Linked DNA regions of Homo sapiens: regions 2 and 3 are each linked to region 1. A link is a loop called in an ENCODE intact Hi-C map of the cell type or tissue named here. Cell type or tissue: dorsolateral prefrontal cortex. All regions are shown on one strand.

Region 1 (2,500 bases):
TGAAAAGATGGCCACAATATGACATTAAGGATAAAAAAACAAATAAAGTGTAAAAAAAACAAAAATCAAATGTGTCATATTTGATCCTATTTGGTAAAGTTTTAAAATTCTACATATGTATATGTAAATGTATATATTTATGTTTGTGTGTCTATAGAACCCAAAGGCGAAAGTTTTTGTTTTTCACCATTTATGTTTCTGCTTTCTTTTAATTTGTTACAACCATGTATTATTTTGTTAATTAAAACACACAGCACATATACATAAACATGTACACATGAGTACATACATGTATGTGTGTTTCTTAGCATGTTTCTTTCAAATGGGAAAACACAGACAGCAAAGACCCAACAAGCTTTTTCAAAGTGAAGACAGCCCACCAGGAACCAGGGTCAGCAAAGCAGGCCAAGGGCAGACAGAGACTTTTTTTTCTTTTGCCCTAAAATGAACCTCCACCACTGGAGTCCTGTTTTCCAACCAGTGCAAGAAGAAATGGCACCTGACCGTGGCGCTTAAAATGCAGCATCCCAGAGGAGGAAACAGCAGAGAAATCCCACTCCATTCCCTCTGGCTCCTGGTGGCGTATTTTTCTGCAGCCATTAAAAATTCTGCAAAATATAGCTTCTATTGATTTAAACACTTTTTGGCCTGTTTGGGGCTGTGCTTGGTGAGCTTTCCTTTTCTAGAGGGTGAGAAAATCGTAACTAGATTGTGAAAAAGATACAGCCCACGTACGGGCTGATGCATCCTTTTTCTAAGAAGGCATTCAGAAAGCAAATTCTCCTCAAATGTCATCAACATGGCCAGTCCCTTGTTAGATTCATTACTCCAGCAGGGTAATTACTTATTCATTCCTCCAATTACTTACCTAAATATACTTATTATTCACTTATTATCTTTCCAGCATTGTGGCATGTAAAAATATTACAGGGACAATGCAGTCATGAATTCTGCCCCCAAGGAACTAGAGACTATGTTCAGCCAATCGGAAGCTCTGGAGGACACGGCTAACATTCAGAAAGCAATTCAGAAATTGGGCATTAAGATACTTAAAAATGCCCATCCCAGGAATTCACCTAGGAATTTGTTCTAAGGAAATAATCAAGAGATCAGGAAGGAGATTAATGTGCAAGTATGTTTATCGCAAGCATGATTTATAACAGCAACACACTGGAAGCAGCCCAAAAACCTGTCATTAGGGAAATGATCAAATAAGTGATTTAAGCCACACTATGTGTGTGACATTAAACTGCCATCAAAACCATGACTTCAACAAATCTGTAGTGTCAAGAGAAAACACAATATGTTAATTGAAAACGACCTCATAACTTCCTTTAAATTATCTCAAATCTATTTAAACACACGATATAGTCCCTTCCATAGTATAGACCTGGGTTTCCTCCAGAATGATGTCCATACAGGCTTGGCAGGATTTGGATCAAAAGATAGAGGAGGGAGAAATGATTTTGAAGAATTAGCCTCATCTAAAGTTTTAGCTGCTGCCGCCACCAAGGGGCAATCTGTATTTTGACAATGTCGAGCAATGCAGAAGCACCTCTCCAGATGAAATTTAAATTAGTGCTTTTTGTCATTGGTTTACTTCCCCTCTCCAAACCAGGAAGTGAAATTCAGGTGAATTTGCTCATGAATTACTTGGCAACAGGAACACCGTCAGCAGGAAACATCTGCCTTATGCAGCATCACAATATCTTTCAGCTGGGCTAAGCAGGCACACCAGACTTGGAAGTGAGTGGCTTGAATTTTACTTCTCGTAAAATTTAGGGGAAGTCCAACATAAGGCTTAAATTCTGATTTATTTACAAATAAGGAAAAGGAAATTAAAATAAATGCAAACTTTAATATGCTCTGTTTTCACTGTAGATTGGTTTATTGTTTTCTTTATCTTTTAAGAAGGTATTTTATACCTCTCAAAAATTGATTTACAAGAAATGTAAAGCTGCACCTTCTCTTCTTCATTGTAGCCAAAGCCTCCATTTTATCTGAAATAGCAGTGTAAGGTTTACACTCCTGTCCCACCATAACTCAAGCAAAATGCAATACAAATTTTGTCTGAAAGTGTATATGGAAAGCCATAAACGTCAGCTACCAGAGCCTTATTCTGTCCTCAAACCAGATTGCAACAAAATATAATATCTGAATTTAGGAGCATTTTATGAAGCCACGGGACTGTGTCCTGAGAAATACACTGAAAAGCTAACACTCTTCCCTTTAATCCCAAAATGTCACATAGTAACACCATTCTTTTTCCCATTGGCAGGTAGACCGTGTGGCCCGCGTTCTGAACGTGAAATGAGGCCCTATTCAGTCTGCCGATTTCCTAGAGAGGTATTTACCACTGGACAGAACGAGGTGGGCCCTGAGAGCAGGAAATGAGGAAGGAGCAATGAGGCCCAGCTGAAAAGAACTTCTCATCACTGCCCTCCTTATGAGCCAAGAAGAGAGTCAAGTTCAGGTTCAGAGAGAACACAAGGTGCACCAG
Region 2 (2,500 bases), 110 kb before region 1:
AGTACTTTACGGTTTCCTGCATTCTTCTCCTTCCCTCTCCTCTCTCTCCCCCTAGTCGGGTCTTTATTCTTACTCCTTCCACCTTTCATTTCCTCCACCCCATTGTTCCCCCTCCTGAAATGTGCAGTTGCCTCTCCTCCACTCCAGACTCCCCTCCCTTACCCCCCAATTAGGAATCACTCCAGAATTCCCTTGAATCGTCAATGGTTGTTTGTTGCACTCTAGTAAACTCAAACTGCGTATTTCTTCTTTTAAGACATAGAGCACCTTCTGTTCAGATTGCTTGAGGGCCTTGGATGGTGAGGTGTATTTTAAGTTTTTAATGAGTCCAATTCAGTGCAGGAATTTTAAGTTCTACATTTAAAGTTCTCTTATTAGCTTCTCAGGGACCAAAAAAGTATCAGTGCATAGCACTTAAAATTTCACTTCTTAACCTAGAGATAGTTCACAGTTTCTATCATGATTGAAAATAAACATCAAGCGAGGCATCATATCCACTTGTTAAAGAGAAAAACAGCCAATGAACTAGGAAAGTCCTCAGATGCAAAGCAAACAAATGGAGAAACCTAACAGGATCATCCAGAATGGAATGGTTTCTATCTTCCTAAAACTATATTTATAAATCCTTTCCTAAGAGATAAATAAGCAGATTTCTGGATGACAGAAATGTTTTCTCTTTTGAGCGCTAAGCAAGATGTTTGCTATCACAGCTCTGTCTTTGCAAATGCCTATATGAAGACCTTAAATTACTGAAGAGGCCAAGCTATCTGCTAGCACTTGGTTTCATTACAGAGGGGGTGTTCATTCTCATCACCTTCATATGCAGAGAAATGCTAGGAATTGCCAGAAATGTCACACACACACACACACACACACACACAAACACACACACACACACGGCTGGCTGTAGGCAGGCACTTCCTTTTGCCATCTTTCTGCGTAACTGTTGCCATGTATAGGTTCACAATGGAAAACTGAGCCAGGGAGAAAAGGTGGAATAAATTCAAAGCCAGTGTCCTTATTTTGGTTATTATTTTATTTTAGATGCCAGACTGAAGCCAGGCTACAGTGCTTTTTCACTGTAAAGTTGTCATAATGATAACTTTGCTGCCTCTTTCTGAAAACAGAAACGTGGCATTCATCACAGGGCATCATCTACATAGGTGGGTCTAAGCCAGAGCCCAGAAATCTCTGTTAAAACGGGCCCTACTTGAAAGCTCCATTCAGCTCTCCAGAGCCATGTGCAGAAGCAAAACAATAGTAAATTCAGCAAGGACAAGAGATGTCTTCTGTTGAGTCTGGCCCTGTTCCTAGGATAGGGGATTAGGACAAGCTGCCCAAACAGTAATTAACAAGGCAGGACAATCCAAAAAGGCACCGTGATTGGCTGTGGCATGGTGACAAGCAGAGTCGGTACACACCAGGCTGAGCATCCTGCATGCTCTGGGGTTTGGTGACAGGCATCTGCCCCTACAAAATGGCAGGGTTTAATAAGCTAATGTGTGTTTGGAAATCTCCAAGAGAGGAATAGGAATAGAAAATGCACTATGAAGCAGCTCTCACACTGACTGGATCACCTATCCTTTACACTGGTGTTTCATGGAGCATCTCTAAACAGACTAACCTACTGTAATTGGCATTTAGGAAATAACTATGCTAAAGAAGGTTTTCAGTGATTTTTTTGCACTTGGTTTTCAATGTATAATTTACTTTCAAGTCAAAGGCCTTAGGCAATACTGATACAAATCTTTTCAATGATTACATTTCATCATGATAATATTATAAATGTATGAGACCTAGAAGAGAATTTAATAATTGTACATTAATGCTCTTGCTTTGAGGTCGACAAAAGTAAGGCCCAAAGAGACAAAATGTTTGTGCATGGACAGACACACTGCGATCCATTTTCCTCTGATACTTGGCCCAGCATCCGTCACCATTCCATGCTGACACTTCTTATCATCATTTTTCTCATTAGAGAAAAAAACTAGAAGGAAAAAGAAGAGATATGATGGAAAAAGGCAACTCCTTTTGCAGTCTACAAAAAGGTCACCAAATGCTCTCATTTAAAATTCATATTATAAAATTTGAAAGTCAAATACAAGGAATGAAAGCCCACAGAATGTGAGTGAATTAAAAAAATTTAAGTGTTGGATTATGTGTGTGTGTGTGTGTGTGTGTGTGTGTGTGTGTGTGTTTTACTGAAATGCAAAAAACAAACAGGATTATTTTTAAATTATAGGAGACAAGCCTTGAGATTTTAGTGTAAGAGATAAAGTGCAAAGCCACAGAATATAAGATTGATAATTAAACTACCGCAATACTTACAACGTAAGGCAAAAGACTCCATGAAAATGTGAAGGGAAGTGACAAACTAAAGATAATATTTGATACATAAATTTAAAAGAATGAATATCCAAAATATGTAATGAATACATATAAATCAATAATGAAAAATCAGCTAGTGGGCAAATGACACGAAAAGAGATTTCACAGAAAA
Region 3 (2,500 bases), 340 kb before region 1:
ATGACGCAGCCTTTCCTGACCATGACGCAGCCTTCCCTGATCATGACGCAGCCTTCCCTGACCATGACGCAGCCTTCACTGCCCATGCTGCAGCCTTCCCTGACCATGACACAGCCCTCACTGCCCGTGACGCAGCCCTCACTGCCCATGACACAGCCTTCCCTGACCATGACGCAGCCCTCACTGCCCATGACGCAGCCTTCCCTGACCATGATGCAGCCTTCACCCACAACGCAGCCGTCTGCATAGTCCCGCCTGGAAGTTCCCTCTCTTTTGGAACTGTAAGCAACAGAGTTCTGCCTTTTATCTTTCTGTCACTGTGTTCTGTCTCACCAAAAACAGGACCTTTGAATCTTATAAAACAACTGCCAGAACTTGGGCTCTAGAAGAGGTGGATCTGCGCCCGACCAGTCTTTCGTTGCTCCCCTACTGTTTAGCTGTTCTGTTCCTCACTGCAATTCCTAGTTTTCTCTTGTATCACTCATGCAGCATTGGAACAGCCTAGTGAGTACTCCTGACTCAGACATCCCTGGGCTCAGGTTCTTACCCTCCAATGCTTGTACCTGCATTCTGTGCTCCTCCCTCCCCTCCTCCAAGAAGGGAGTTAAGCATTGCATCTCCTTCAAAGGCTGCTATGAGAGAAAGTCCAGACCACCAAGGACACTCACTAAGACAGACACCGCACACACACATGCACACAAATGCACACAGGCATCCCCACGTACTGGAAACAGGAGACAGAAGCCAAAGCTTCCATCAGGTGGTCTTAGCAGGCAAAGGAGGGCAAACTGAGTTCTCAGGCCCCACGTTCTTGACAGCAATCAACTTGGGCCCTTTGGTGTCATGTTCAAAGAAAGCTACATGACCAGTGACAGCCAAGCTGTCACCATTGTGCAAAGCAGATCCTCAACACACCACTGAAAACTTCTGACCACATTTCTTTACTGCACTGGGAATGATGTTCCCAAATCTTGTAGGCATCTTGTGAGTTATGCATTATACCTTCTGCAACTTAAAGGCATTTACATCTTCAAATGTGAACATTTAAACTATATCACATATTTGGAAACTACATGTTGGCTTTATTTATTCATTTATATTAAGTAAAAAAAAAATGGGAAAAAATGAAGTGGTCTGTTCCTCTCTTTAAATCAGAAAAGCCCTGCTGAGGCCCAAATAGGCCAGAACGCTGGTGGATGACCTGCAAAAAGTGCCTGTGATGTACTGAATTTTGAAACTTCGAGCTGAATTCTGTGGTCGCGTACATGTTTTGGCGAGAGGGTCTGCTAATTGAATTAAATTATTATAAATAGAGGGAAAGGGCAGAACAGGGAAAGTGAAAAGGGGAAGGATGGGGCGGGCGAGGAATAGGCGCAGGGGGTCTAGGACAGGTGCATCCCCAGGTGCGCGCCCCGCCCCTGCAGGACGCGGTGGCACCGCGGTGCGTTCCCAGCCTCCGGCGCTAGAGCGCGCGTCCCTGGCAAGACTCGCAACGCTGGCCCAGCCTCCAAGAGGGACCGGCAGGGGGCGCTCTGCACAGGGACCGGCGGGAGCTGAACCTGTGTGAGAGGCGCGGGGCCACCTGTGCAGGTGCAGGTGGAGCCACTCTGCCAACCCCTGGGGCAGTGGGCGAGGCTGGAGGGAGGATTGCTCTGTGCACAGGGGGAAGACATCTCACCTCTTACAAATCCTGAGGGTACTTTTGCTTTTTTTAAGGCAGTTTGGGAGGCAGTGTTGCAAAGGGTCCAGTAATCGTTGCAAAATCATTTCTCAGGATGTCTTAGAGACAGGAATCCCTGAATTTGAATCTCAGCTCTGCCCTTCACTGTGCAATCCTGGACAAGGGAATTCACGCTCTGAACCTCAGTTCCCTCCACCCCTAAAATGGGGATAATGAGTGCGCCTAAGTCATAGGGTTGGAGTGAGGATTAAATGAGATTCTGCACCTGCAGGTAGCACACAGAGTGCCTGGTAGAGACATGGTGAGCACCCACGCAGGGCTCTGTGAACAAATTTTGCACTTTTCATTAAACCAAATAATAGCTTTGCACAGCTAATCAGCCTAAACTTTACTCTGTTATTTGTTGGCAATTAGATCTGGCTGTTGATCCAATTACCCAAGTCTAGAATTAGATTCTAACCCTGAGCTAAGAAAAGCTGTTTTCAGCTGCTCCAACAACCCACCTGGTAGTAAAGGGACTTTCTGTGATCAGAGGGTTTCTCCTAGTTGGCCACAAGAACATCATGACCTAAAGCTACAGGTAGCAAAGGAAATTGTACTTTTCTCCCAAGCCCTAAGTAATTACAGTATGTCATTGCAGCCTGGCATTTACCTAACTGAATGAAACGATGTGCTGATTCCTGATCCAGCCAAAAGCTTAACTGTCATTTAAATAGGGCATGATATTTAAAATATTAATTTTGTTTTCTTCCAGCATCTTATAACTCCAAAGTATCATTTGGAATATATTTGTGTATATAAAGAATTCATCATTATTGT

What was found. Peaks named below come from ENCODE experiments on the same cell type or tissue, not always from the same donor. Only the 100,000 strongest peaks of a DNase experiment are listed, where the experiment ranks them.
Region 2: it touches region 1 in a loop (4-fold over the local background); 4 of 110 quality-filtered maps call a loop at or near these places.
Region 3: a loop joins it to region 1, with 4 times the contacts of the local background. A loop is called at or near these places in 4 of 110 quality-filtered maps.

Annotation. Positions count from the first base shown.
Region 1 is chr12:125,345,660-125,348,159 of GRCh38, reverse strand. The region is part of intron 1 of TMEM132B (transmembrane protein 132B); the gene reads right to left. Among named protein-coding and RNA genes, the nearest start is that of TMEM132B, 160 kb to the right of the region's middle. In dorsolateral prefrontal cortex, CTCF peaks have their summits at 1,295 and 1,509; a DNase peak (open chromatin) is centred at 1,513; H3K27ac peaks cover 1,099 bases.
Region 2 is chr12:125,452,774-125,455,273 of GRCh38, reverse strand. The region is part of intron 3 of TMEM132B (transmembrane protein 132B); the gene reads right to left. Among named protein-coding and RNA genes, the nearest start is that of TMEM132B, 270 kb to the right of the region's middle. In dorsolateral prefrontal cortex, no CTCF peak of the experiment used is centred here; a DNase peak (open chromatin) is centred at 1,393; H3K4me3 peaks cover 1,060 bases; H3K27ac peaks cover 2,500 bases.
Region 3 is chr12:125,682,970-125,685,469 of GRCh38, reverse strand. No RefSeq gene overlaps it. Among named protein-coding and RNA genes, the nearest start is that of LINC00939, 300 kb to the left of the region's middle. RefSeq lists a silencer at 1,514-1,613. In dorsolateral prefrontal cortex, a CTCF peak has its summit at 1,519 (motif pointing right); a DNase peak (open chromatin) is centred at 1,519; H3K27me3 peaks cover 630 bases.